2 separate regions of the Homo sapiens genome follow, and region 1 is linked to region 2. Evidence: chromatin loops called from intact Hi-C (ENCODE). Cell type or tissue: mammary epithelial cell. All regions are shown on one strand. Links, peaks and the distances in the headings refer to the core of each region. The heading gives the core; the rest is flanking DNA. Region 1 holds the start of LOC105377067 (a long non-coding RNA gene). Region 2 has its middle 61 kb from the start of XCR1.

The links. Hi-C counts contacts between places; a loop is a spot of excess contacts. Peaks named below come from ENCODE experiments on the same cell type or tissue, not always from the same donor. Only the 100,000 strongest peaks of a DNase experiment are listed, where the experiment ranks them.
Region 1: a loop joins it to region 2, with 11 times the contacts of the local background. A loop is called at or near these places in 4 of 110 quality-filtered maps.

The regions. Positions count from the first base shown.
Region 1 is chr3:46,153,799-46,169,495 of GRCh38, reverse strand. It overlaps LOC105377067 (a long non-coding RNA gene), which reads right to left and starts at 6,022. Exons shown (of 2, transcript XR_940805.3): 1 at 5,634-6,022. In mammary epithelial cell, for the core only: a CTCF peak has its summit at 6,326 (motif pointing right); DNase peaks (open chromatin) are centred at 5,645 and 6,085; H3K4me3 peaks cover 438 bases; H3K27ac peaks cover 1,517 bases.
Region 2 is chr3:46,080,987-46,096,683 of GRCh38, reverse strand. It overlaps a transcript of XCR1 not described here. Among named protein-coding and RNA genes, the nearest start is that of XCR1, 61 kb to the right of the region's middle. RefSeq lists an enhancer at 7,136-7,185. In mammary epithelial cell, for the core only: a CTCF peak has its summit at 8,627 (motif pointing left); DNase peaks (open chromatin) are centred at 6,333, 6,743 and 7,243; H3K27ac peaks cover 842 bases.

The sequences.
Region 1 (15,697 bases), core at 4,990-12,989, 73 kb before region 2:
AAAAACACACTACAAGAATTTCATAATGCAATCACTAGTATTAAAAGCAGAATAGACCAAGCTAAGGAAAGAATCTCAAAGTTTAAAGACTGGCTTTCTGAAATGTGACAGTCAGACAAGAATAAAGAAAAAAGAATGAAAAGGAATAAAGAAAACCTTCAAGAAATACGGAATTACATAGAGACTAAATCTATGCTTCACTGGCATTCCTGAAAGAAATGGGGAGAAAGGAAGCAACTTAGAAAACATTTCAGAATATCATCCATGAAGATTTCCCCAACCTAGCTGGTAAGGCCAACATTCAAATTCAGGAAATGCAGAGAATCCCTGCAAGTTACTTCACAATTGGATCATCCCCAAGACACATAATCATCAGATTCTCCAAGATTGAAATGAAAGAAAAAATGTTAAAGGCAGCTAAAGAAAAAGGACAGGCCACCTACAAATAGAAGCCCATCAGACTAACAGCAGAACTCTCAGCAGGAACCCTATAAGCCAGAAAAGATTGGGTGCCTATATTCAACATTCTTAAAGCAAAGAAATTATAACCAAGATTTTTTCACATCTGGCCAAAATAGTTTCATAAGCAAAGAAGAAATAAGACTCCTTTCACACAAACAAATGCTAAAGGAATTTGTTACCAGCATACCAGCCTTACCAGAGATCCTGAAAGAAGCACTAAATATGGAAAGAAAAGACCATTACCAGCCACTGCAAAAATACTTAAGTACATGGACCAGTGACTGTAAAGCAACCACACAAAGAAGTCTGCATAGTAACCAGCTAACAACATGATAACAGGATCAAACCACACGTATCAATGATTTACCTTGAATGTTAATGGGCTAAATGCCCCAGTTAAAAGGCACAGAGTGGCAACCTGGATAAGAAGCTAGACCCAATAGTATGCTGTCTTCAAGAGACCCAACTCTTGTGCAATGACACCCATAGTCTCAAAATAAAAGGATGGAGAAAAACCTACCAAGCAAATGGAAAACACAAAAAAGCAGGGGTTGCAATTCTAATTTCAGACAAAGCAGACTTTAAACCAACAAAGAACAAAAAAGACAAAGAAGGGGCCTGGCGCGGTGGCTCACACCTGTAATCCCAGCACTTTGGGAGGCCAAGGTGGGCAGATCACAAGGTCAGGAGCTCGAGACCACCCTGGCTAACACAGTGAAACCCTGTCTCTACTAAAAATACAGAAAAATTAGCTGAGTGTGGTGGCGGGCCCCTGTAGTCCCAGATACTCAGGAGGCTGAGGAAGGAGAATGGCAGGAACCTGGGAGGCAGAGCTTGCAGTGAGCCGAGATCACGCCACCGCACTCCAGCCTGGGTGACAGAGTGAGATCCATCTCAAAACAAAACAAAGACAAAGAAGGGCATTACATAATGGTAAAGGGTTCAATTAAACAAGAAGATCTAACTATCCTAACTCTGTAAGCACCCAACACAGGTGTGCCCAGATTCATAAAGCAATTTCTTAGAGACTTACAAAGAGACTGAGATTTATACACAATAAAATGGGACACTTCAAACCCCACTGACAGTATTAGACAGATTATCAAACCAAAAAATTCACAAAGAGATTCCAGACCTGAACTTAATGCTTGAACAAATGGACCTAATAGACATATACAAAACTCTCCACCAAAGGCAATAGAGTATGCATTCTTTTCATTGCCACATGGTACGTACTCTAAAATTGACCATTCAGTTGGACATAAAACAATCCTCAGCAAACTCAAAAAAAATTTAAATCATACTAACTATACTCTCGAACCACAGCACAATAAAAGTAGAAATTGAGGCCAAGAAAATTGCTCAAAACCATACAATTACATGGAAACTGAACAACTTGCTCCTGAATGACTCTTGGGTAAGTAATAAAATTCAGGCAGAAATCAAGAGGTTATTTTAAACTAATGAAAACAAAGACACAACACACGAGAATCTCTGGGACACAGCTAAGGCATTGTTAAGAGGGAATTTTGTAGCACTAAATGCCCACATCAAAAATCTAGAAAGATCTCAAATAACAACCTAACATCACAACTAGAAGAACTAGAGAACCAAGAGCAAACAAACCCCAAACTAGCAGAAGACAAGAAATAACCAAAATCAGAGGCAAACTGAAAGAGATAGAGACATGAAAAAGCATACAAAAGATTAACAAATCCAGGAATTTGTTCTTGAAAAAATTAATAAGATAGACCACTAGCTAGATTAATAAAGAAGAAAAGAGAGAAGATTCAAATAAACACAATCAGAAATGACAAAGAGGATGTTATCACTGACCTTGCAGAAATACAAATAACCGTAAGAGACTACTATGAACACCTTTATGTACACAAACTAGAAAATCTAAAATAAATAGATAAATTCCTGGACACATGCATCCTCCCAACAGTGAGTCAAGAATAAGTCCCTGAACAGACAAATAACGAGCTTGGAAATTATCAGTAATAAATAGCCTACCAACAAAAAAAGCCAAGGACCAGAAGGATTCACAGCTGAATTCTACCAGATGCACAAAGAAGAGCTGGTACTATTTCTACTGAAATTATTCCAAAAATTTGAAAAGGAGGGATTCCTCCCTAACTCATTCTATGAGGCCAGCATCATCCTGATACCAAAACCTGACATAGACACACATACACAAAAGGAAACTTTAGGCCAATATCCTTGATGACCCATAGATTCAAAAATCCTCAACAAAATACTAGCAAACAGAATCCAGCAGCACATCAAAAACCTAATCCACAATGATCAAAGTAGGCTTTATCCCTGGGATTCATGGTTGGTTCAACATGTACACATCAATAAATGTGATTCATCACATAACCAAACCAAAGACCAAAACACATGATTATCGCAATCGATGCAGAAAAGGCTTTCAATAAAATTCAACATTGCTTCATGTTAAAAACCCTCAATAAACTAAGCCTTAAAGGAACATACCTCAAAATAATAAGAGCTATCTATGACAAACCCGTAGCCAACATTATACTAAATGGGCAAAAGCTGAAGGCATTCCCCTTGAAAACCAGCAGAAGAAAATGATGCCCACTCTTACCACTCCTATTGAACATAGAATTGGAAGTTCTGGCCAAAGCAATCAGGCAAGAGAAACAAAAGGCATCCAAATAGGAAGAGAGGAAGTCAAACCATCCCTGTTTGCAGATGACATGATTCTATATCTACAAAACCCCAGAATCTCCACCCAAAAGCTCCTTGAGCTGATAAGCAACTTTAGCAAAGTTTGGGGATACAAATCAATGTACAAAAATCAGTAGCATTCCTATACTCTAAGAGCACCCAAACCAAGAGCCAAATCAGGAACATGATCCCATTCACGACTGCCACAAAAAGAATAAAATACTTAGGAATACAGCTAACCAAGAAGGTGAAAGATCTCTACAATGAGAATTACAAAACACGTTCAAAGAAGTCAAAGATGACACAAACAAATGGAAGAACATTCCATGCTCATGGGTAGGAAGAATCAATATTGTTAAAATGGCCATGCTGCCCAAAGCAATTTATAGATTCAATGCCATTCCTATCAAACTACCAATGACATTCCTCACAGAACAGAAAAAACTATTCTAAAATTTATATAAAACCTGAAAAAGAGCCCAAATAACCAAAGCAATCCTAAGCAAAAAGAACAAAGCTGGAGGAATCACATTACCCAACTTCAAACCATACTACAAGGCTACAGTAACCAAAACAGTATGGTACTGGTACAAAAACAGACACATAGACCAATGGAACAGAATAGGCAGCCCAGAAATAGAGCCATACACCTACAACTATCTGATCTTTGACAAAGCTGACAAAAATAAGCGATGGGGAAAAGACTCCCTATTCAATAAATGGGGCAGGGATAACTGGCTAGCAATATACAAAAGATTGGAACTGGTCCCCTTCCTTATACCATATACAAAAATCAACTCAAGATGGATTAAAGACCTAAATGTAAAACCTAAAACTATAAAAACCCTGGAATAAACCAAGAATATATCATTTTGGATACAGAATCTGGCAAAGATTTCATAATGAAAATGCCAAAAGCAATTGCAACAAAAGCAAAAATTTACAAATGGGACCTCATTAAACTAAAGAGTTTCTGCACAGCAAAAGAAACTATCAATAGAGTAAATAGGAAACCTACAGAATGAGAGAAAATATTTGCAAATTATACATCTGACAAAGGTCTAATATCCAGAATCTACAAGGAACTTAAACAAATGTACAAGCAAAAAACAACCCGATTAAGAAGTGGGCAAAGGATATGAACAGATACTTTTCAAAAGAAGACATATATGTGGCCAAAAAGCATGTGAAAAGATGCTCAATATCACTGATAATTAGAGAAATGCAAATCAAATCCACAATGAGATACCATCTCACACCAGTCAGAATGGCTATTTTAAAAGGTCAAATAATAACAGATGCCGGAGAGGTTGTGGAGAAAAAGGAACCTTTATACACTGCTGTGGGAGTGTAAATTAGTTCAACCATTGTGGAAGACAGTGTGGCAATTCCTCAAAGAACTGAAGACAGAACTACCATTCAACCTAGCACTTCCACTACTGGGTACTGCTAGGGTTGTTTATATACCCAAAGGAATATAAAGAGTTCTACCAGAAAGACACATGCATTTGTATGTTCATTGCAGCACTGTTCACAATAGCAAAGACATGGAATAAACCTAAATGCCAATCAATGGTAAACTGGATAAAGAAAATGTGGTACATATACACCATGGAATATTACACAGCTATAAAAAAGAACAAGATTATGTCCTTTGTAGGAACATGGATGGAACTGGAGGCCCTTATCCTCAGCAAACTAATGCAGGCGCAGAAAACCAAATACCACATGTTCTCACTTAGAAGCGGGAGCTAAATAATGAGAACACATGGACAGAAAGAGAGGAACAACAGACACTGGAGCCTATTCATGGGAGGAAGGTGGGAGAAGGGAGAGGTTCAGAAAAAAAATCAAACTATCAGGTACTATCCTTAGTACCCGGGTGACAAAATAATCTGTACACCAAACCCCCAAGTCACAAGTTTACCTATATAACAAACCTACACATGTATCCCTGCACCTAAAATAAAAGTTAAAATATTTATTTTAAAATTGGAAGTTGGGGCCACGATGGCCGATTAGAAGCAGCTACAGGGTGTGGCACTCACGGAGATGGACAAAAGGGGTGAGTAAATTCAGCACCTTCAACTAAAACATCCAGGTGCTCACATTAGGACTGATCAGAGAAACTGTTCAACCCACGGAGAATGTAGAAAAGCAGGGCAGGATGTCAGCCCACCCAGGAGCAACACAGACCCAAGGGAACCCCCACTCCCAGCCAAGAGAAGCCGTGAGTGAATGTGTGACCCAGGGAAACCATGCTTCTCCCACAGATTTTTGCAACCCTCAGATCAGGAGATCCCCCTCATGAACCCACTCCACCAGGGCCTTGGGTCTGACACACAGAGCTGTGTGGAGTCACAGCAGAGCAGCTGCTTAGGCATGCACAGAGGCCCAGGAGCTTTACATAATCTACTCTGGGATCTTTGGCAAACATGACTACAACTTAAGCAAGACAAGAGGTCCATACATACCCTTAGGAAGAGGGCTGAATCCAGGAAGCAGAGCAGCGTCAGTCTGTGGGCCCCACTTCCAAGGGACCTCACAGGATAAGATCAACTGGCTTGGAATTCCAGCCAGCCACCAGCAACAGGGTAGCACCTACTTGAGACAGGGTAGAGCTCCTGGGGGAGGGATGGGCTGCCACCTTTTTTGTTTGGATGACTCAGCCGTTCCAGCCTGTGGGCTTTGGAGGGTCCAAATGAACCAGACAAGAAAGGGATTCGCCCAGCACAACACAGCTGCTTTACCAAAATGTGGGCAGACTCCTTCTTTAAGTGGGACCCTGATCCACTCCTGCTCACTGGGCTGGACTTCCCATCCGGGGCCTCCAGCCACCCTCACCCATATTCTAAAGAGTTCTGATTTCTCCCTGGGACAGAGTGCCTGCGGGGAGGGGCAGGCCACCACCTGTGTTGTTTGGATGACTCAGCCATTCCAACCTGTGGGCTTTGGAGAGTACAAACTGACCAGACAAGAAAGGGATCTCCCAGCATACCACAGCTGGTTTACCAAATTGTGGCCAGACTGCTTCTTTAAGCGGGACCCTGATCCATTCCTCCTCACTGGGCAGGACCTCCCATCCAGGACCTTCAGCCACCCCAACTCATATCCTATGGCTGACAGAGTTCAAATTTCTCCCTAGGACAGAGTGACCACTAGGAGGGGCAGGCTGCCACCTTTGCTGTTTGGGTCACTCGGGTATTCCAGCCTGTGAGCTTTGGAGAGTCCAAACAGACTGGGGAGGAGGCAACACCCCAGCACAGTATGGCTGCTTTGCCAAGGCATGACCAGACTGCTTCTTTAAATGGAACCCTGACCCATTCCTCCTTGCTGGGCAGGACCTCCCAGCCAGGGTCTCTGGTCACCCCTACCAGTGTTCTATGGCTGACAATTTTCTGTTGTCTTCCTGGGACAGAGAGCTCAGCAGCAGGGGCTGGGGGTAGGGGGTTGAGGGCTACCACCTTTCCTGTTTGGGCATCTCAGCCTTGGAGAGCCCAAACTGATTGCACACTGAAGGGATTCCCCCAACAAAGTATAGCTGCTCTACCAAAACACAGCCAGACTACTTCTTTAAGCAGTTCCCTGATCCTGTTCCTCCTGACTGGGTAAGGCCTCCCAACTGGGGTCTGCAGCCACCTCCTACAGATCCATACCCCCCTGGGATGTAGCTCCCAGAGAAAGGGGCAGGCTGCCATTTTTGCTGTTTTGCAGCCTTCACTGGTGATACCTCTAGGTGCTGGAAAATCCAGAGTGACTAGGGTCCGGAGCAGATTCAGAACAAATTACAGCTGCCCTATGGAAAAGTGGCCAGACTGTTAAAAGAAAAATGAACAAACAAACAGAAACAAAAAACCCCACAGAAACTCTATCCAAAGGTCAGCAACTTCAAAGATCCAAGGTAGATAAGCCCACAAAGATGAGAAAGAATCAGGACAAAAACACTGAAAACTAAAAAAGCCAGAGGACCCTCTTTCCTCCAAATGACCACAGTACTTCTCCAACAAGGATTTGGAACTGGGCTGAGGACGACATTGCTGAAATGACAGAAGTAGGCTTCAGAATGTGGATAAAAACAAACTTCACTGAGCTAAAGAAGCACGTTGTAACCCCATGTAAGGAAGCTAAAAATCATGGTAAAACAATACAGGAGCTGACAGCCAAGATAACCAGTATAGAGAGGAACATAACAAACCTGGTAGAGCTGAAAAACATACTACAAGAACTTCACAATGCAATCACAAGTATTAAAAGCAGATTAGGCCAAGCAGAGGAAAGAATCTCAGAGCCTGAAGACTGACTTTCTGAAATAAGACAGCCAGGCAAGAATAGAGAAAAAAAGAGTGAAAAGGAATGAACAAAATCTCCAATAAATATGGGATTATGTAAAAAGAGACCGAATCTATGGTTGATTGAGATACCTGAAAGAGACAGAGAGAATGAAACTAATTTGGGAAACATATTTCAGGATATCATCCAGGGGAATTTCCCCAACCTAGATAGACAGGCCAACATTCAAATTCAGGAAACGCAGAGAACTCCATCTCCACAAGAAGATTATCCCCAAGACACAATCATAAAATTCTCCAAGGTCAAAATGAAAAAAAAAAAAAAAAAAAAAAAAAATGTTAAGGGCAGCCAGAGAGAAATGCCAGATCACCTACAAAGGGAAGCCCATCAGACTAACAGCAAACCTCTCAGTGGAAACCCTGTAAGCCAGAAGAGATTGGAGGCCAATATTCAACATTCTTAAAGAAAAGAAATTCCAACCCAGAATTTCATATGTGGCCAAACTAAGCTTCATAAGCAAAAGAGAAATAAGATTCTTTTCAGACAAGCAAATGCTGAGAGAATTCATTACCACCAGACCTGCCTTAAAAGAGCTCCTGAAGGAAGCACTAAACATGGAAAGGAAAAATTGTTACCAGCCACTGCAAAAACACACTGAAATACACAGACAGGTGACACTAGGAAGCAACCACATAAACCAGTCTGCAAAATAACCAGCTAGCATTATGATGACAGGATCAAATTCACATTTAACAATATTATCTTTAACCTTAAATGTAAATGGGCTAAATGCCCCAATTAAAAGACACAGAGTGGCGAACTGGATAAGGAATTGGTATGCTGTCTTTAAGAGACCCATCTCACATGCAAAGACATACATAGGCTCAGAATAAAGGGATGGAGAAAAATTTACCAAGCAAATGGAAAACACAAAAAGCCAGGGCTGAAGTCTAGTTTTTGACAAATTGACTTTAAACTAACAAAGATTTAAAAAGACAAAGAAGGGTATTACATAATGGTAAAGGGTTCAATTCAACAAAAACAGCTAACTGTCCTAAATAGATATGTACCCAACACAGGAGCACTCAGATTCATAAAGCAAGTTCTTAGAGACCTTGAAAGAGACTTAGATTCCCACACAATAACTGTGGGACACTTTAACACCCCACTGACAATATTAGACAGATCATTGAGACAGAAAATTAACAAAAGATATTCAGTACCTGAACTCAGCTATGGATCAAATGGACGTGATAAATATCTACAGAACCCTCCACCAAAAAACAACAGAATATATTATTGTCTCATCTCCACATGGCACTTACTCTAAAATTGATCAAATAATCAGGAAGTAAAACACTCCTCAGCAAATGCAAAAGAACTGAAATAATAACAAATGAATCTCCTGTACCACAGTGCAATCAAATTAGAACTCAAGACTAAGAAATCTACTCAAAACCATGCAAGTACATGGAAATTGAACAACCTGCTCCTGAATGACTCTTGGGTAAAAAGTAAAATTAAAGCAGAAATCAAGAAGTTATTTGAAACTAATGAGAACAAAGATACAATATACTAGAATCTCTGGGACACAGCTAAGGCACTGTTAAGAGGGAAATTTATAACACTAAATACCCACATCAAAAATCTAGAAAGATCTCAAGTTAATAACCTAACATCACAACTAAAGGAACTAGAGAACCAAGAGAAAACAAACCCCAAATGTAGCAGAAGACAAGAAATAACCAAGATCAGAGCTGAACTGAAGGAGATAGAGACACAAAAAAACCTTCAAAAGATCAACAAATAAAGTAGCTGGCTTTTTGAAAAAATTAATAAAATAGACCACTACCTAGGCTAATAAAGAAGATAAAAGATTCAAATAAGCACAATCAGAAATGATAAAGGAGATATTACAACTGACCCCACAGAAATACAAATAACCATAAGAGACTACTAAGAACACCTATATGCCCACAAACTACAAAACTTAGAATAAATGAATAAATTCCTGAACACGTACACCCTCCCAAGACCAAACCAGGAAGAAATTGAATCCCTGAACAGACCAATAACGAGTTCTGAAATTGAAGCAGTAATAGTCTACCAACCAAAAAAGGCCCAGGACCAGAAGTATTCACAGCTGAATTATACCAGATGTAGAAAGAAGAGCTGGTACCATTCCTACTGAAATTATTCCAAAAAATCGAAAAGGAAGGACTCCTCCTTAACTTATTCTATAAGGCCAGCATCGTCCTGACACCAAAACCTAGCAGAGATACAACAAAAAAAGAAAACTTCAGGCCAATACACTTGACAATACCTCAACAAAACACTGGCAAGCCAAATCTAGCAGTACATCAAAAAACTTAACCACCATGATCAAGTAGGCTCCGTCCCTGAGATGCAAGGTTGGTTCAACATACACAAATCAATAAATGTGATTCATCACATAAACAGAACTAAAGACGGCCAGGCACAGTAGCTCATGCTTGTAATCCTAGCACTTTGGGAGGCCAAGGCAGGCAGATTGCCTGAGCTCAGGAGTTTAAGACCAGCCTGGGCAACATGGTGAAACCCCATCTCTACTAAAAATACAAAAAATTAGCCAGCAGTTGTGGCATATGCCTGTAGTCCCAGCTACTCAGGAGGCTGAGGCAGGAGAATTGCTTGAACCCAGGAGATGAAGGTTGCAGTGAGCGGAGATTGTGCCACTGCACTCCAGCGTGGGTGACAGAGCGAGACTCCATCTCCAAAAAAAAGAATATACCTCAAAATGATAAGAACATACCATATATGACAGACCTACAGCCAATATCATACCAAATGGGCAAAAGCTAGAAGCATTCCTCTTGAAAAGCAGCACAAGAAAAAGATGCCCCCTCTCATCACTCCTATTGAATATAGTATGAGAAGTTCTGGCCAGAGCAATCAGGCAACAGAAGGAAATAAAGAGTATTCAGATAGGAAGAAAGGAAGTCAAATTATCTTTGTTTGCAGATGACATGATCCTGTAGCTAAGAAACCCCATTGTCTCATCCCAAAACCTCCTTAAGCCGATAAGCAACTTCAGCAATGTCTCAGGATATAAAAATCAATGTGCAAAAATTGCTAGCATCCCTATACATCAACAACAGGCAAAACACAGAGCCAAATCATGAATGAACTTCCATTCACAATTGCCACAAAAAGAATAAAATACCTAAGAATATAGCTAACAGGGGAAGTGAAGGATCTCTGCAAGGAAAACTACAAACCACTGCTCAAAGCAATCAGGGATGACACAAATGGAAAAACATTTCATGCTCATAGATAGGAAGAATCAATATTATAAAAATGGCCATACTGCCCAAAGCAATTTATAGATTCAATGCTATTCCCATTAAACTACCATTGACTTTCTTCACAGAATTCGAAAAAACTATCTTAAAATTCACATGGAACCCAAAAAGAGCCCAAATAGGCAAGGCAATCCTAAGCAAAAGGAACAAAGCTGGAGACACCATGCTACCCAGCTTCAAACTATACTAAAGGGCTACAGTAACCAAAACAGCATAGTACTGGTACAAGAACAGATACATAGATCAATGGAACAGAATAGAGAGCCCAGAAATAATACCACACACCTACAACCATCCGATCTTTGACAAACCTAACAAAAACAAGCAATGGGGAAAGGATTCCTTATTTAATAAATGGTGGGAGAACTGGCTAGCCATATACAGAAAATTGAGGCTGGACCCTTCTTTACACCATATACAAAAATCAACTCAAGATAGATTAAAGACCTAAATGCTTTTAAACTTAAATGTCTTTGACATAAAACCCAAAACTATAAAAGCCCTAGAAGAAAACCTACGCAATACCATTCAGGATATAGGCACAGGGAAGGATTTCATGACAAAAATGCCAAAAGCAATTACAGCAAAAGCAAAAATTTACAAATGGGATCTAATTAAACTAAAGAGCTTCTGCATAGCAAAAGAAACTATCAATAGAGTAAACAGACAATCTACAGAATGGGAGAAAACTTTTGCCATCTATGCATCTGACAAAGGTCCAATATACAGCATCTATAAGGAACTTAAACAAATTTACAAGAAAAGAACGAACAACCCCATTAAAAATGGGCAAAGGACATGAACAGACACTTCTCAAAAGAAGACATACATGCAGCCAACAAACATATGAAAAAAAGTTCAACATCACTGATTATTAGAGAAATGCAAATCAAAACCATAATGAGATACCATCTCATACCAGTCAGAATGGCTATTATTAAAAAGTCAAAAAACAACAGATGCTGCTGAGCCTGTGGAGAAAAAGGAATGCTTTTATACTGTTGGTGGGAGTGTAAATTAGCTCAGCCATTGTGGAAGACAGTGTGGTGATTTCTCAAAGACCTAGAGGCAGAAATACCATTCAACCCAGCAATCCCATTAGTGGGTATATACCCAGAGGAATATAAATCTTTCCCTATTATAAAGACACATGCATGCATATGTTCATTGTAGCACTAGTCACACTAGCAAAGACATGAAATCAACCTAAATGCCCATTAATGATAGACTGGATAAAGAAAATCTAGTACATGTATACCATGGAATACTATGCAGTTATAAAAGGGAATGAGATCATGTCCTTTGCAAGGAATGGATGGAGCTAGAGGCCCTTATCCTTAGCAAACTAATTCAGGAAGAGAAAACCAAATACCACACATTCTAACTTACAAGTGGGAGCCAAATGATGAGAACACATGAATACATAGAGGTGAACAACACACACGGGAGCCTACCAGATGGCAGAGGGTAGGAAGGATGGAGGAAGGAGGGAGAGGATCAGGAAAAATAACGAATGAATATTATTAGGCTTCATATCTTGGTGATGAAATAATCTGTACAACAAACCCCCATGACACATCCTTACCTGTGTAACAAACCTGCATATCCTGCACATGTACCCCTAAACTTAAAACAGAAGTTTAAAAAAATCAATTGCATTTTAATATACTAACAAATATACAAAAAGAAAAAATTAAAACACAATATGTTGGCAGGGAACAAAAGAATGAATACATAGAGCAAAGAGAAATTTAGAACATTGAAAATACTCTGAATGATATTATAAGAGCAAATACTTGGGAAGCCCATCAGACTAACAACTGATCTCTCAGCAGAAACTCTACAAGCCAGAAGAGAGTACATGTCATTATACATTTGTTCAAACCCAAAAAATGTTCAATACCAAGAGTGAACACCAATGTAAACTGTGGACTTTGGGTGATTATGATGTGTCAGTGTAGATTCATCAATTGTCAAAAATGTACTACTCTGGTGGAGGATGTTGATAATAGGAGCCGTTATGCATGTGTCAGGGCAGGGGTAGTATGGTGAATCTCTGTACCTTCCTTTCAATTTTGCTGTGAATTTAAAACTGTTTATAACAAATTAAGTCTCTAAAAAACACACGCATACACACAATGCAATTTTCAATTGCTCCGAAGAAAATGAAGTACTCAAAATCTAACAAAATATGTAAGGATCTATATCCTGAAAATTACAAAATGCTGATTAAAGAAATCAAAGAAGACCTAAAGAAATGTAGAGACGTGCCATATTCATGAGTCAGAAGACTCAACAACAGACTCAACATTATAAAGATGTCAAATGCCTCATTTTACTGCAATTTATACCAAAATCCTAGAAAAGTTTTTTTTTTTTGTAGACATTGACAAGCTTAATGTTAACAATCACTTTACAACAATTGCAAACAACAATTGTAGAGAAGCTTATTGTTAAATTTACATAGGAAGATACAGGACCTAGAGTAGCTAAAACAATTTTGAAAAAGAGAAATAAAGTGTGAGGAATCACTCTGCCCAGTGTTCAGTTTCACTATATAGCTATAATAACCAAGACAGTGCAATACTGGCAGAGGGATAGACACCTGGACCAATGGAACAGAACAGAAAACCCAGGAATAGACCTATACACATATGGCCAATTGATTTTTAGCAGTTTTATTTATAACAGCCCAAAACTAGCCAGAACCTAAATATTCTTCAAGAGGTGGATGGTTAAACAAACCGTGGCACATCTATACCATGGAATACTTCTAAGCAATAAAAAGGAGCAAAGCATTAGTACCTGCAACAACTTGGGCAAATCTCAGGGGAATTACATGGAGTGAAAAAGCTGATCTCAAATGTTTATATACTGTTTGATTCCATGTATATGAAATTCTTGAACTTAGGCATACGGACAACAAGGAAATTAGGAAGGGAGCCAGGAGTTCTGAACAAGGTTGGTCATGGGACTTGTCTCCCTTCCAGTTCAAGAAAAATGACCTCCCATTTCAGGACCCTGGAGGGTTTCAAATGACCCCAGAACTCTGTGAATGGTTTTCTTTGGGATGATTTTAAAATGTCCCCATAGATGAGGGTGCAGAGAGCTGCTATACCTTCTGATTTCCACCTATCCACCTCCGAGCAGGCAAAATAGACTTCCATCAGCCTTCAGAGTGTGACAGCATTGTCCAGGGGACCAGACCAGCTGTGCCATACACATTGGTGACCTAGTTTAGGCAGGAAATGTACTTTTAAAGTCCTGCTGTCCTTTCTCTACTGTGGTTCCACAAGCAGCCTGCCTTCTGGTTTCCCCATGGACTCTAGGCCTCTGGACTCTGTGTTCAAGGTTGCAGCCTTTGCATGATTTCAGGCCTTCAAGTGGAAGTTGAATCATTACAGCATAACCAAGAGGTCTTAGTGTGGGACCCTGAGTGTCTCACTGGGTGAATATTTATGAAGGACCTACTGTGTGCCAAGCACTAATGCTGGAGGACACCACAGGGAACAAGGCATGGTCTTCTGCCATCCGGTAGCTGGTGGGACATGAACAGCCCATTACAGCACAAGGAGATTAAATGCTCTGATGGGTGGGGTTGGAGAGACTTCCTGTAGGAAGTGTCATCTAAGCTAAGCTAAGAGCTGAAGGGTAATGGGAGTAGAAGTAGTTAGTATTCCAGGAGAGAGACCAAGCAGGAGAATCCAAGGGATCAAGCCACAGACTCCTAGTCTTCCTCCAAGAGGGCATGCAGATGTTGCTGTCTGTGGACCCTCAGGTCTGGGTTTTCTCTCTTCCTAAATCTGCTGCCCTGGGATCTCTGAAAAATCCAGCTTATAGCCAGACACCCACTCCAGCTTATAGCCAGACAAAGCAGCCATCAGGACAGCAGCTACCCAAATGACTGCCCTCAGGAGCTGCAGTGACCTGTGGACTCTTTGGCCATTCCCAACCATTGATTTTCCTGCTCTCAATTCCAGGAGATTCTCTTTTACTCCTGAAGTGGTCCAATTGACCTCTTCCATGGTTTCCAGAAGGGCCTAGCCAGGTCCTGCAGAATGCATCCCTTTGTGGTGGCCATCTGTCATGCCACTATCGGGCAGCAAAACATAAAATAAAGCTTGCAGAGTCACATGCAAGGGTTAAGGAATAGGCTTTATTGGGAAATGAGGAAATGTTCAAGCCAGTGTCAGCAAGAGAGAGCAGGTGGCTCCTCTGGACCTCTCTCATACCACAGAGAGTTGTGTAGAGGGCCTGGCCAAGCCACTGGCTGGGCAGCATGAGTGAGAATTCCACAGAAAGACCATGCTGCCCATTGCTTTCACTTCCTGTGGGGCAGGTAGGAGAGCAAGTTGGTCAGACTGCATGGGGGTCTGGCAGCCTGGACATGGATGCCAGCTATTTATGAAAGTGTCCAGAAGGCTGGGTGCAGTGGCTCGTGCCTGTATTCCTAGCACTTTGGGAGGCCAAAGCGGGTGGAATGTCTGAGCTCAGCAGTTCAAGACCAGCCTGGGCAACATGGCAAAACCCCACCTCTACTAAAAATTAAAAAAAATAATAATAAAAAAAATTAGCCGAGTGTGGTGGCGGGCGCCTTTAATCCCAGGTATTCAGGAGCCTGAGAATTGCTTGAACCCAGGAGGCGGAGGTTGCAGTGAGCAGAGATCGTGCCACTGCACTCCAGCCTGGATGACAGAGCGAGACTCTGTCTAAAAAAACAAAACAAAGAAAAGAAAAGAAAGTGCCCAGAAATGCCCACTGCTGGGCACTTGGAGGCCTCAGGGACCATAGAAACGTGCTACTTCTCTAATGTAGGAGACTCCTAGGGCAGCCCCTCCTCTGGGAAGAAGGAGTGTCCCTAATTCCAAGATGCTCATTGTCCAGGTAACCCAGAATGAGCATTATTG
Region 2 (15,697 bases), core at 4,991-12,990:
CTTGATTAGTGAGATGGAAACAAACCATCAATACACAATGCTGTCTGGCTTCCTCTGTGTGGAAAGTGCGGATAGGGATTGAGAGGGTCCTACTTGCCAAGGCCACAAGTTTGGGATGAGTCAGCTGCATCATACATCAGCAGATGAGCTGTGAGGCAGGGATGCTCCAATGGGCACAGAGCAGCCAGACCCACAACCTGCCCTGAAGCCACTCAGAGATCACAGTTCAGTTACAGGGTACATGGTGGGCGGCCTAAGAATGGGGAGAAACTGGGGACCTAGGACCCAGGACCTGGCCACACTGAGTGGACGAGATCAGCTTCAGGTCCCGGGAAAGTTCTTCCCAGAAGGCAAAAATGATTCCTGAAGCATATGGTCATTGTGATACCTTGGCTGGCAATATAATCTGTAGTCCAAACCAGGGACAGTGTTGAGAATAGAAAGCCAAAATCACTTAATAGGCCTTAACTGATCTGTGGTATGCATTAACCAGTTGTCGGCAAGTCCAGAACTGTGGACCTTCTCCTAACCCTGTGAGTGGACATCTGCCAGGTAAGCTGGCCACAAGCAGACTGCACTGGAACACTTAGGGTCTCCATTTTGGCCTAGATGATCCTCAGGTCAGGATTCAGACATGTTGGGCAGCATCAGAAGGACAGGGTGGGTGATTGTGGTCCTTGATAGCAGGCATAGGGCTTCAATAAGGAGTGAAAGCTCCTGTAAAGCAACTACTGACTGTTGACAGTGAACGGATTCATCAGAAACTCAACTCAGGCTGGGCGCGGTGGCTCAAGCCTGTAATCCCAGCACTTCGGGAGGCTGAGGTGGTTGGATCACGAGGTCAGGAGATGGAGACCATCCCGGCTAACACGGTGAAACCCTGTCTCTACTAAAAATACAAAAAATTAGCCAGGCGTGGTGGCAGGAGCCTGTAGTCCCAGCTACTCCAGAGGCTGAGGCAGGAGAATAGTGTGAACCAGGGAGGCAGGGCTTGCAGTGAGCCCCACTGCACTCCAGCCTGGGCATCAGAGCGAGACTCCGTCTCAGAAAAAAAAAAAGAAAGAAAGAAAGAAACTCAACTCAAACCAGCTTTAGCAAAAAAGGGAATCTGTGGGCTGTGTAACCAAATCACACAGAGTACAGAGGTGCAGCTAAACCCAAGGACAACTGGATTCGAAGATTTGAATATTGCCAGGACTTCCTCTTTCTTCACCTACATCTTCGTCAGCTTGGGTTGCTATGACAAGTTACTATAGACAGGGTGGCTTAAACAATAGGCATCTATTTCACAGCTCTGGAGGCTGGGAAGTCCAAGATCAAGGTGGAGACGGATTTGGTTCTAGTGATGTCCCCCTTCCTGGCTTGCAGATGGCCAGCATCTCAGTATGTGTTCCTATGACAATTCTTTGTGTGTGCACACTTGAAGAGAGAGTTTCAGTGTGTCCTCTTCCTCTTCTTTTAAGGGCACTAATCCCATCATGACTTCATCTAAACCCAATTACCTCCCAAAGTCCCCACCTTCCAAATACTATCACATAGGAGGTTAGGACTTGAACATATGAATTTGGGGTGAGGGACACAAACATTCAGTCCATAACAACCTATGTCTCTGATTCTCTCTGCATATTGGACTCATTCTCTCAGTCCAGCTGTCCCCACAAAGTCAAAGCCATGCCTGCAGGCAGCTCTGAACCAACAATGGCAGGGAGGAGAATCAGCATCCTCACCAGCTCCAGGTGGAAAAAAATCCCAGAGAAGGCTCGTGATTGGCTTTGTGGGCCCACTTGCCCATTCCTGGCCAATTGCTTTGGCCAAAGGGATGAGGCCACTGTGATTGGCCCAGGCAGATCGTGTGTTCATCCTCACACCACAGGGATGGTTGGATTGGTGAAAAAGCAGCTTTCCCCCAGAATGGGAAGGCTGTTGTAGGCAAGCCAAGCAATGAATGCCCATTGCAAAGGGAGCTGGAAGTGGTTAAGGGATGAAGCAAGGGCTGTGCTAAATGGAACTATTGGCCAGTCTCTGTAAGATGCCTGGGGCTGCTTAGAAATACTTTAGGGGACTTACTTTGCAAGGAGCTGAAATCATGAAATAACATGTTGTAAACCAAAGAAATGTGTTCATTACTGTTAATATAGGGGCTGAAGTACCCTGGTACTATGATATCTGCAATTTACTTAAAAATATATTGGCACTGAAAATGTAATCTAAGTGTGGGTGTAGCCTTTTAAATCTTCACTCCAGAGGAAGCCAGTTGCCCTAATCAAGACAACTCCAGGGTGGTAATTAGAGTGTAATCGGAAGGCCATACCCCAGACGGACACCCACAAGTGCTTCAGCTGTCTTCTTCTCTGATTAGTGCCAGCAGTTTTGTTCATTAATATAATGAACATGGACATGAGTTTTCATCAGTGAAGCATGAAACTCCACAGCAAGAAACTCCACAAACTTACATGAACAGGCCATTCGAATCTAATGGGCCTTTCTTCCTCCCTACTTAGGAATGTCACCCACGACATTTGTGTCAGCTTCTGGTTCAGGAGAATGCGGGCCAACCTCAGTCTGACTAGATGGTTCACCAATCCTACTACTAGACTGTTGTGATATTTGCCTTAACTGAACCTCTCTTTCATGCAAGATCTCGTTGGAACCTCCTAAAGAACAGAGATGCTGGACTTTATCACACTCAGGAGGTGACTGATGTGAGCCTGCTTGCTAATAAATGTCTGTTTTGGGGGGAAGAATTCAGTCTGAGACTTGCTTTTATGGTAACCTGCAGTGAGGCTGTGAGGAGGAGCTGGCCCTAAACACCTACTACAATGGTGGCTGCTTTTATTAACCAAAAAGAACCTCCCAATTGTACAAGATCAAATTGGGAAGTAGAAGGTGCCCTTGTAAGCTCAGTGTGTGTGTGGGTTGGGGAAGACAGTTTTCATCAGAAAGATCTATCATCCGTCATGTCTCAGGGTCACAACCACTAAGTCAGGAAGCCAGCCCCCAAATAGGTGGGGAAAGGGTTTTGGGTCTAAGGCAGGGCCCATTCTAGAGAGACTAGGGAATGAGCAGATTTCCATGAGGAAGAGAGAGAAGACCCAGGAAGTGAGGCAAAGGCCTAGCAGCCAGAACTGGAGCACAAGATTGGAACCAGAGCAATGAGAGGACCTCCATGGAGGTGAGCCATCCAGAATCCAGCAGGAAGGACCATGAGTATGGTTTTGGCTGTCACAATAAGAAGGCTAGAGAGACCCGGAAGCAAACCAAGCCTGACAGCCCTCCATCCATCTGAACAACACCCCAAAACTACCATGAGGAAATGCAAGGAGGTCAGAATTTACAATGCCTAACTCTTTATCAAGAACCTTGAACCATCATGTTTCCCTTCCAATGATCAGTATTTTCATGGTCATTGCAAAGACTATCAAGGAAATACCTTTGTAGCTGCTGGCATGAGGATTTCTTTGAGGAAAAAGGGCCTTTGAGAAGCCCACTTCTCAAAGAGTCAAAGGGAGCTTCCAGCCTGGACTTTGGGCTGTTCCCATATTTTCTGTGGAAGGAAAGAGATTTTCCATAGCATGAAGTAGAAACAAGGATCAGAGCTGGGTGCTGTGGGAAAGGCCAGGGAAGAAGAGGGGAGGCACTGCCATAGCCCAGGGAAGGTTTCAAGGGGTTTGCGAGACACATTATGTGTGAGGTTAGCTTTCCCTGGGTCCCTCTATTAAAATATGTAGCAAATTCTCACTGCTTATTTATGCATGTGCGCTTCCTACTGCCCAGGTGTTGAAACTGACCTAAGACAATTTGGTCATGCACAACCACAAAGTTCCTTTTGGTTACTATCAGCTGCCACCATCAGATAAGAGTGGAAACTCACCCACTCCCCTGCTATCTCAATCCAAGTTACCCCAGGAGCAAGGCTCAGAATGAATTCTGTCCTAAATAAAAACATTTATTAGCAAGCAGGTAATGTTTTCAAATGCAAGAGAATTGTTTAGAGCCACAAAGAGATGATGAGGATGAAAACAGAGACCTTAACCAAACATAAGCACATGTCTCAGTGAGAAGATATTAACTTTTTCTAACTATATTTATTTATGCACACCTGTTACTTCATTCAAACACTTATTGGAGACAGGAACAACTTGTGTTGCTTTCAAAATCCCCATGGGACCTCACTCTCCAAACAGCAGGGGTAAAATAAGATAAAACATGAACCTTGAGTGCATACAAAGGAGCCTTGTGCATTGTGAAACATTAGTGATGATTCTTTGTTCTGTGAAGGTTTAGACATTGCAGGGGTAATTATGGGATGTTGCACCTCCCAAACCAAGCACTTTCCCCCAAGGTCTACCAGGATGATCTGCAAGAAGACTCCCTCACAAAGACACAAAGGGAACCGTGGGAGTGGCAGGCTTCATCTGTCTAGCTGCAGGTGCAAGGAGGAAGTCTACTCCAGCAGGAAAGTTTAGGTGTCTGGAATCTGCATAGTTCAATAACTGCTGTGGTTTGAATGTTTGTCTCTTCCAAAAGTCATGTTAAAATTTAACCCCCAGTGCAACACTGTAGGGAGGTAGGGCCTGAAGTAACGTCTTTAATCATGGGGGCTCGGCTCACATGAATTGATTAATGCCTCTGAAAAACAGGCTCAAGGGAATGGGTTCATTCTCTTTTTTCCCTTCCACCATATGATGCCTTCTGCCACGTGATACCTTCTACTTTGCAATGACACAGCAAGAAGACACTCACCAGATGACTTGATTTGGACTTCCCAGGCTCTGGAATTATGAGCCAATAAATTTCTGTTCATTATAAGTTACCCAGTCTGTGGTATTCTGTTATAAAAGCACAAAACAGATTAAGACAGTAATAGACAAAAAAACAGATGAGCATATAGCACTTGGGCCCAACCAGACATATGCTAAGAGGGGCAGAATTCAGCACTCAACAAAGAAGACTCCAGGAGTAGTGATTCTCTGAAATCCAGGAGGATAAGCAGCAGGTGAGAAGGCACCTGGGACAACAGTGGGTTACAAGGCTATAGCCATCAGCGTGAAATTTTGGAAGCAGAGAGGACTCCAGCCCTGAGCAGCAACTGAGAGTGACAAGAGTACCAAGAATGGGTTCTGGAGGGACGGAGCTGCTCTCAGGTAGAGATTTGAATCAAGAGAATGAGAGAAAATCCAAGTTCTCAGAAACCAGGCTAAGGTCAGGGGCACACTGTCAATGCCTGATGCATAGACCTATAGTATTGAGCTAAATCTCCTTAAATTCCCCTTCCCAAAGTCAGGATTAATCCCAGAAATAGGAATACTTTCTTGAGGGTTCTTTCAGCTGCAAGTAACAGAAAACTGAACTTAAAGTGGCTTGAATACTAAGGAGACAGTTAATTCACAAAATGGGAAGTTCAGCAGAGCAGGCCTGTGCCAACCTAATCCAGTGGCCCCAGCTCTGTTTTCCACTGACAGTATTGACTTTGTGGCTCTCGGGGTGGAGGTTTCCACTGCTGCAGACTGGCGGCAAGCTGCTCCTGCCATGCTGGCCTTGGCTATAGGTAGAGCAACATGGCACGGTCAGCTTCCCTTGGAGCACATAAGCCATTTGGGCAGGGTGAATACCTGAACAAAATCAGCCTGTTGGAAGAAAGAAGGGGGGTGATTCCAGTGAGGCGACCATCAGAGTTCCCCAAGGGTGGGCTGGAGCAAGGGGGAGCAGGAGCCTGGGATTCTCCATGAGGCTGTGCCTCTGGCCAGCTAGGTAAACTGGGCAAGCCATTTCAACTCTTGAGAGCTCAGGGTTTTTCATCTTACAATCCAATGACTAAACCAGAGCATCTTCAAGGTTCTATCAAACTCTAAATTGTCTTTGACCCTTTGGAATTAGATTATTTAACTTAGATAGTAAAATATTCAATCATGACTCAATACAGGCCTTCAAATATGGGAGATTACTCTGGTCCTTTATGAGAGACTGTATTTTCCAAAAATGACCACAGCGACTTCTCCCATCCCACATGCCCATCTTCAATGGAACCTTGCCACTCTCCCATTAGGAAGGCTTCTGAGCTGCCAAACTTCACAGCTGACTCTCCCCGTGTTCCTCACGGAGCTTCTTCTGATGTCTCCAGGCTCCAGCCCCAGAAGCCCCTTCACCAGCTGTTTTTAGCAGATGCTGCCTTGACTCTTCACAGATGCATCCTCTGGGTGCTGATTTTCCTTGCTGTGGGTGTGCAAACCAAACCTCTCAATGGTTCTGTAAGATGGGCAGGGCAGATATTAATAACTCCATTGTGCTAGCCAGCCTCAGACGGCCCACAGTCGTTTGCACCATCCTTGAATAGCATTGACTTTTGTGACTAATAGGGTAGTGTAGAAATGACAGAACTTGACTTCAAAGGTTAGTCATAAAAGACAGTGTGAATTCTGTCTTGCTGTCTTAGATCGCTCACTCTGGAGGAAGCCAGGTACCTTGTCAAAGGAACTCCATACCTGAAAGACCCTAAGCTGAAACCACCCTGTGTAGTCACTCCCAAATTCCTGACCCACAGAAACTGTATAAGAAATGTTTATTGTTTAAGCCACGAAGTCTTGATTTGTTTATATAGCAAAGTATAACTAACATTAATATACCTATTACATAAATTAGAAATGAAGTCTCAGAGACATATAGCAACTAGCTCAAAGCCACACAGCTAGAGCTGCGGAAGAAGTGGGAAGAGAGCCTTCACCTTGTGACTGCTGATCCACACAACATGGGTTTCCTCATAGCCCCATGAGTCTGCACTTCTCTGATTTGGCTTCAGAAGGAGAGATGAGACTGCAGGCATGGGGCAGTGGTTGCCCAAGCAACCCTGGCACACTCAGGCCTGGGCCAACACAGCCCCTCTCACAGGAAACAGAGTCAGGGACGGGGGTAGATACTCTTGGCTCCCACTTGCTTGGGTTCTCTACCACCCAGAGAAACAATTCATGGAGACCTCTTAGGCCCATACATGCACATGCATCTTGGGCCTCCACTCGTGCTATACATGGAACTACCACTGGCCCACAGTGCTGCAACTCTTCCGGGCTGTGGTGGAAGCCTGTGATGCAGGGGCTTCTGCTCAGGGTCCCTGACTGACTGCAAGTCAGGGTCAGCCCTTGCTTTCCAGCACCCCACACTGCTGATTCATGGGGCTACTTTAGAGAAGTTGCCCCACCAAAGGGAGCTTTCAGTTCCCATGTGAGTCACTGGCCATGTGGATACCAGTCACCCATGCACAAGAGAGGCCTGGGCTATGTGAGTGCTCAGCAGTGAGCTGAGTGTTGTGGTCATGGGGTCAGCGAGTGACAAAGCCAAGCTGTCTCTGTTTTCTCATCCTTCCAACTAGATTGGACTTATTCCAGCAAGAGTTACTATGGTCCTGGGAGCAGGACTGGGATTGGGCAAGTCAAAAGGGTAGTTTAAGACAAGAGGGCAAGAAGGGCGGAGCAGTCACTGCTTGTCTCCAGGGTCTCCAGCCAAGACAGACTTGAGATGGTGAAGCTTTCTGATGAAGGACCTCAAAGGCCCAGCAGAGTGGCTTGTGCCTACATCCTCACATGGTATCCAAGCACCTCCAGGATAGGAGAGAAAAAAACAAACAGGGCATAGAACATCTGGGTTTTCATGTAAATTCAACATTCTACCACTTCGATAGCCATGAACAAGTTGTTGGCCAATTCCAGCCTCAGTTTCCTCATGAGTCAAATCAACCTAATGGTTTTCAGCCTGGGTTCCTTGGAGCCTTAGGGTTCTTCAGAGTTACCTTGGAGTTTGCCATGAGGAGGCATCCCCTACACCAGTGCTGTCCAATAGAAATATAAAGTGAGTCACATATGCAATTTTCAATTTCTGTTAGGCCTGGCGCGGTGGCTCACGCCTGTAATCCCAACACTTTGGGAGGCCGAGGGGGAGCGGATCACGAGGTCAGGAGTTCAAGACCAGCCTGACCAATATGGTAAAACCCCGTCTCTACTAAAGATACAAAAATTAGTTGGGCGTGGTGGCACACACCTGTAATCCCAGCCACTCAGGAGGCTGAAGCAGGAGAATCACTTGAACCCGGGAGACGGAGGCAGAGGTTGCAGTGAACCAAGATCGTGCCATTGCACTCCAGCCTGGGTGACAGAGTGAGCCTCCATCTCAAAAAAAAAAAATTGGTAGCTACATTTTTTTAAATCTAAAAATAAATAGGTAATTAGCCAGGTGTGATGGTGGGCATCTGGAGTCCAAGCTACTCAGGAGGCTGAGGTGGGAGGATTGCTAAAGCTCATGAGTTTGAGGCTGCAGTGAGCCAGATCATGCCACTGCACTCTAGCCTGGGTGACAGAGTAAGACCGAGTTGGTAATAAGTAAATAAATAAATGTGAAATTAATTTTAATATTATCTTTTATTTATTGAATAGATCTAAAATATCATTTCAACATGTAATCAACTGATTGCATGTATTAATAAGATGTTTTACATTCTCTTTATTGTACTAAGTCTTCAATATCTGGCGTATGGTTTGTATGTAAGCACACCTCAATTCAGACCAACCACATTTCCACAGCGCAGTGGCTGCTAGGCTGTGAAGCAGGAGGAGGAATTGTCTTTAAGAAGAGAAGACCTCTCTCTAGTGGACAAAACAGAAAAATACGAGAGACCAATGTATTAAATGAGCAGAACACTGGAAAGCACAGGCATATTTGGGGGAGCAAAGGGGTCAGTTCAGCTAGAGTGTGATTGGGAGAGTGATGGAGAAAGGAGGGAGTGTGAGAGAAAAAACCATGAGACCACTGGGCCTCTCCTGAACCCTGTGTTTTTCATGACATCGGTTTCTCTGAAAAGTGCCTTTGGATTGTGAACTATCACACAAAAGAGTTCTGTCTTTATAGCTGAGACTTAGTGAGGCATAGGGGATACAATGAAAGTAGAACATGACGTAATAGCTTAAAGCATAGACCATAGAACCCAACAGCCTGGGTTCTAGTCCTCACTCTGCCTCTTGTTGGCTGGGATAAATAGACACAGTTTCCGCATCTATTAAATGGGCATATGGCCATCAATAGTTCTTCCCATCCCTCTACATGCATGCCTGCTGTCTTCCCATCAAGATCTGGAGTTTACTTCCCTTCCTTTGAATCTAGGGTTACCTTGTGATTAACTTGGACAAATACAATGTGGCAGAAGTGATGCTGGTGGTCTCTAGGAAGCCAGCTGCTGACTGTAAAGCTTGGGCTAGACAAGCAAATGATGAGAAACCACATGAAGAAAAAAAGTCCACATGGAGGAACCTGAAGCACTAGACATGACTGAATTCTTCCTGAACCTTCAAGCTGAGCCACGGAAGAAACGAACAGAAGAACTACCTAGCTGAACCTCACCTGAAATTCCAGACCAAAGAATCATGAGAAATCATACATTGTTATTGTTTTAATCCACTAAGTTTTGAGTGGTTCTTTAGATACTAATAGATAACTGAAACAAATACGATATTTGCAATACTTATCTCATAGAGCTGTGTCAAGATCAAGTGAGATAAGGCATGTACCATGCAGTGCCTACGATAAACACTCAAAAATTGTAAATATTATTGTAATAGTAGTCATATGAGTACGGTCCATGATAACTATTGTCATTTTGATATTAGGACATGCCTAAGTAACATAAGCCAGACTCACCTACCAGTACTTTTGAAAATGAAAAGCTATTTCTTTGAGTGATCATTTGGTTCCAAAAATATCTTAAGCTGAAGTGTGGGCACTGGAAGTAGGAGGCAGATGTGGCCGTCCAGACATCAAGAATGTGCTCATAAAATAACGTATTTTTTAAGTTATCAAATGACAACAGATAATTAAAAATTCTCCCAGATGACTTGAGGACTACACAGAATACAATCCCATTTTAGGAAACACTGCTGCGCATGCCAGGGAGACACTGGGGACTTCAGGCAGGAGCAACATGACAAGACATTGCATGCTCCAGGCCAGCATGTGCAGAATGGGCGGGTGTGGGAGGATGGTGGAGGATCAGAGGATGAGAAGGGGAGTGGCACAGGAGGAGAAGAAGGCACAGGGGAAGATTTGAGTTCAGTTTGGTGTTAGTTGAGTCTGGGGTGGTGCTATCCTTGTGTCTTGGGTTGGATTTCTGAAATCAGAGCCTAAGAAAGAGATTCTTGTGCAAAGTAAGGCATGGAGAAGGGCTCTCAGGAGAAATGTGTAGGAGCGAGGGAAGCAGGATAAAGCAGAGGACAGGGTGGGCAGAAGTCTGGCCTCAGCCTGGCCACGCCCAGGGCTGGAGTAAGGTGAGGCACTGCAGAGGTGTCCCTCGCTACGACAGGTGGCTGAGCTTCTGTGGCCCAGCATCAGTCAGCCGCTAGTCATGGGCAGCTGGGAGGAGTATGAGAAAGCTCCAGAACCTCTAAGCAAGGCAGCACCCATCAGCTATGGTAGTGAGTCCCAAACATGTCTGTCTAAGGGCAACTCTTGGGCTTCAGAAATGCTGATGTCAGATCCCAACCTCAGAGATTGTGATTTCCTTGGCCTGTGGTGGGGCCTGGCTTTGGACATTTTAATATATCCCCAGGTGACTGGAATGTGCAGACGGGCTTGAGCCATCCTCCAGAGAAGAGTGCAGGTATGAGAAGTTAGCAGCCAGGACTCTTAGCACCTAAGGCATGGGTGCACCAGCAGGTAGAGGCATGGGAGAGCATTACAGTAACTGCTATGTCACAAGACATCACACTGCTCAGACTCTGTTGTGCCCAAGAATCTGCTGGGTCAGGGGAGTGTCCTACTAAAATGCAGAGTCTGATTCAGCATGTCTGGGTTGGGCCCAGAACTGCATTTCTAACAAGCTCCCAGATGCTGCTGTCACACCAAGGACTACACCAAGTAAGGAGGCCCTACACCAAGGTTGACCACTGTAGATCTGTAGCTCAAGAGGGAGGTTTGGACTGAATGTATGGGGTTGGGGGTGCCGGCATTATGCATGATTGTTGAGACATGGAAGTGAGTGGGAGTATTGGGGAACAGTGCACAGGCAGATCAGTGAGCCAGGCCAAGGCCAGACTCCTGACCTTGGGAGTGAAAACTGATGGCAGGCTTGCTGCTGGAAGGAGAGTGAACGTGGCCTATTCTTTCAAGAAATTTGCTGTGAAGGGGAGGGGCAGACAGGATGGAGTGCAAACTCAAAGTGTTTAAAATGGAGAAAAAAATACTTGGACCACAATACAGGCTGCAGAACAATTGTCATGATAAGATCGAAAGCATCAGAGGAATTCAAGAGGCTGGTTAGGAATAAAGACTGAAGCCAGCTTTGATGCTCCCTGGCTGCATGACTTTGGCCAAGTTACTTGCCTCCTTGTGCCTCAGTTCCCTAATCTGTATAGATGTAGATCACATTAGTACCTGCCTCTTGTGTTCGCGGTGTGATGAGTTGTGTTTGCGGTGATGGAACCTTTTTTTTTTTTTTTTAATAATATATGTCAAATGCTTAGAGCAGACATAGGCTGCTCCATGTATTAGCTATCATGATTACAGGAACTCCTTAAGAGGGGCAAGGTTTTCTGCAAGTGCTGTCCACCTAAAATGAAGAAGCTGAGCACAAAATGTAATTTTAAAGACTTTACTTGAGCCAATGTGAGGCCAGCTGCCCAGGACACCCTTCCAAGTTGCCTTGGGGAGTACTCCATCCAGCTTTTGTTGCATTCAGGCTTTAAAAAAAAAATCCAACTTTTATTTTAGATTCGGGAGGTACCATATGCACATTTGTTACATGGGTATATTGCAAGATGCTGAGGTTTGGGGTATGACTGATGCCATCGCCCAGGTAGTGAGCATAGTACCCAATAAGATAGTTGTTCAATTCTTACCCCACTCCTTTCTTCCACCCTCTAGTAGCCCCCAGTGTCTACGGTTTCCGTCTTTATGTCTTTGTGTGCCCAGTGTTTAGCTCTTGCTTATAAGCGTGTACATTCAGTATTTGGTTTTCTTTTCCTGCATTAATTCGCCTAGGATAATGGCCTCCAGCTACATCTGTACAAGTGGATTTTTAAAGACAAAAAGAAAGCAAGGAGTGAGCTGATAAAAAGTTGGCAGGAATTCTCATTGGTTTATAGAAATTACATTGATTAGGGATTGGCTTTACATTGTTGAGCTGGAGGATATGAGTTATGGCGTCCAGTGCATGGCATTTTATAGCTACTTGGCATCAGTTAGTCTAGAGTCCACATAGCAAGTGGCTTCAAGAGGTAATTACTTAGCTCAAGGGAGGCATGAGATGTGATAGCTTTTCATTCCAATGCTTTTCTGGGACTGATAATTTAAAAGGGCTCACATTCCTATGATTAAAAGTTTCCTTTTGCTCTCATTTCCTTCCTTTTGATCACAAATTTTTCTCCTCAAAAGCACTGATGATACAAATCTGAGTGCCAGCTTGTCCCTTGTCACCAGGAAGGCTCATTCCTGGGTAGCCCTGTCCCACATGGGGGAGTGGAGACATCTCAGTGAGGAATTTTAAGAGCACCAAAAAGCTGAATCAGGATGACAATACAGAATGGCAAAAGTGAGTCCACAAAGTATTGACTTACATAGCTGCTGTTGTTTGCTCCATCATCGCCAGTCTCTGGAATACCATGATTTTCATTTTCTCAGAAGAAATAAAACAATGAAAGATATCTAGCATTAATTGGAATAATAGAAATATATAATGCACATAGGATTAGAACCAAAAAGAGAATTTTTATGCCAGAATGAAAAAGGAATCTAGTCTGTTAAGAGTCAACTAAAAACCTCCTGAAGAAAATTAAATCTCAGTTTTTCTTTAGAGACCTGTAGTCAAGCAGCTTCTTCCCTGATTTTTCCTAGGTGAGTTTCTACTTCATGGGAAATACTTATGTATATACAACAAGAGGTATTTGCCACCACATATCCACCTCCTTGCTCAGCTAATATAGAATCTAAAGCAATGTGATTGTCTAGCACAACCTTAGTCAGTAAATCTGTAGCTTTTTGTTGAGCTGTGATGGAGACAGCAGTTTCATCAGCAATGTTTCCTAGGGTTTTAGAAGGATTTTAGATCATGTGTTCATGGGAAGTTACATCCAACAAAGGCAAAAGTATTCTCAAAGAAAAAAAAATGCATGGAGCTATCTTCTTGATGGCCAGCCAGATAATTAGCACATTTTCTCTAAATAGAATCTCCATCTAAGGTAGATCTGCAGTCATGCCTAGAGAAAAGTTTGAGGGAACTAGTCCAGTGCTGAGTTTCTTCAGAGCTGTATATAGAGAGAAGGGTAACGAAATATCCTAAGACATATTGCCCTTCAACATTCCATGCTCTTAGACACTTACAGGACCATGGCTGGTGATTTTCTCCACAGACTATAATAAATCCTGGTGGAGCACAGATAAGTACACTATAATTTAAGAACATCAGTTTTGAGGCATTACTGGATCAATGGGTCAGAAATGTTAAAGCAAGAAGACAGGATCCTGATAGCTGGAGGGGCTGTTTTCTTTGGATTTTCTAACAACATCATGGATTTTAGTACTGTCATTAGTGAGTAACGCAGCAGTGATTTTTGACAAAAGAATTCTGATGAGTTACATTGAAACATAGGACAAACAGGTTAGGATGAGTCAGGCAGACCTGATTAACAGGTTTGCTTTTATGTGGCCCTGAGTTGTGTTACAAGTGCTATCATGAACACTGGTGAAATTTAGGGCAGAATGTACCAGTGGGTCATTGTGGTCAAAAGTAGTTTTTGGTTTAGGGTAGCAAACCCAGCATCTCTTCAGATTTCCAGCAGTGGCAATGGTGTGTGGGATTCTGATCAGAGAATTATCCCTCCATGCTACAGTCAAATTTATCAGGGACGGCAAAAACAGAAACCTAGGCCAGGTGCAGTGGCTAATGCCTGTAATCCCAGCACTTTGAGAGGCCGAGGTGGGAGAATTACTTAAGGCCAGGAGTTTGAGACCAGTGTGGTCAACATAGCAAGACCCTTCTCTACAATTTTTTTTTTAATTAGCTGGGTGTGGTGGTGCACTTCTGTTGCCCCAGCTACTCGGGAAGCTGAGTCGGGAGGATTGCTTGAGCCCAGGAGTTGGAGGCCGCAGTGAGTTATGATCATGTTACTACATTCCAGCATGGGCAACAGAGCAAAACCCCATCTCTAAAAAAAGGAAAAAAAAAAAAAAAAAAAAAAGGAGCCTGATTATAGGCATTTGTTTACATATATCCTAAGAGAATATATGTGTGTGTGTGTGTGTGTGTATGCATGTATATATGCACATATAAATATATATATGATGATTTTACCAAAACAATTTTATCCAAGAGAGGATACTCACAGTATGGAGGCCTAACGCCATAAGTATTCCAGTCAATAGAAAAAGGAGAGCAAATATTTCAGGTGTGGTAGGCATTAGAATCATGAAGAACAAGTTATACAGGCTTGGTCTGGTATCTTGGGTGAAAACAGGTGACCACAAATGTCAGCTACTTTCCATTCTGGTCAGGAAGACTGCAAGTCAATTCCACTAAGATCTCCCATGATGAAAGACGTCCCCTCAGGTAGGGTTGTCTTTTTAAAATGAGAAATATGAATCTATGCATCAATGCCTTTAAGTTTAGTGGCACAGGGATTGGCCAATAGTACCTGATATGGTCCCTTCCCACTGGGTGAGAAGGAATCTTTTATTCGACATCCTTTCCAGTAATCAAAATCTCCACATATTCTCACTTGTAAGTGGGAGCTAAACATTGGGTACACACGAACATAAAGACGGAAACAAGAGACACAGGGAACTATGAGAAGGGAAAGGAAGGCAGGGAGGCAAGTGCTGAAAAACTAACTATTGGGTACTATGCTCACTACCTGAATGACGGGTTCAACCACACCCCAACCTCGGCATCACACAATATGCCCTTATAACAAAGCTGCATGTGTATCCCCAAATCTAGAATAAGATTTTTAAAAAAAAAAAAGAAAAAAAGAAAAGGAATAGTTGCAAATCACTCTAGTGGGAAATTCACAAAGGGCAAAAATGCTTGCAATGCCAAAACTACTTCACTGGTCTGTCAAATATTAGACATCAGAGACCTTTAAAAAGAAAAAAGAAATCTCCAGTTACAGGCCATGATTTTTGATGATTTCATCTCCCCAGAGCTCTCTGCAGAAGGAACTCTTGATTAATTTTGAGTTCTTAATAAGAAGTATTCTGAGACTGTGGCAGTAATGGAGGATATCACCTTTAAGAAATGCAAGTTCATAAGTTCCTTCATCTAGTCACGTGGGCCTTCCTGTTATTATTTTGAAGAGAGAGAGCTGGTGTTTTCCAAATGGTGTGGATCACAGGCTGAGCAGAACTAATGAGACAGCCTTTGGCCAGGAGAGGTTAAAAACTTCAATTAGTTTGGCCATTGAGTTTTTATTATACCATTGGTGTGTTTCACCAGTCCAGAGGATTGGGGGTTAAAAGCACAATTGGAATATAGGCCAAATGTTGCAAATGGATTGAATTACTTGACCAGTAAAATGTGTTTCTTGGCCGTTCTGGAGCTCAGATGAAACTCCCCATGAAGGAATTATCTTTTCTAATAACAATTTTCTTACTACTTGGACCATGGCTCATTGGCACGGGCAGGTTTCATCCCAATGAGAAAACACATAAATTAGCACCAGAACATATCTAT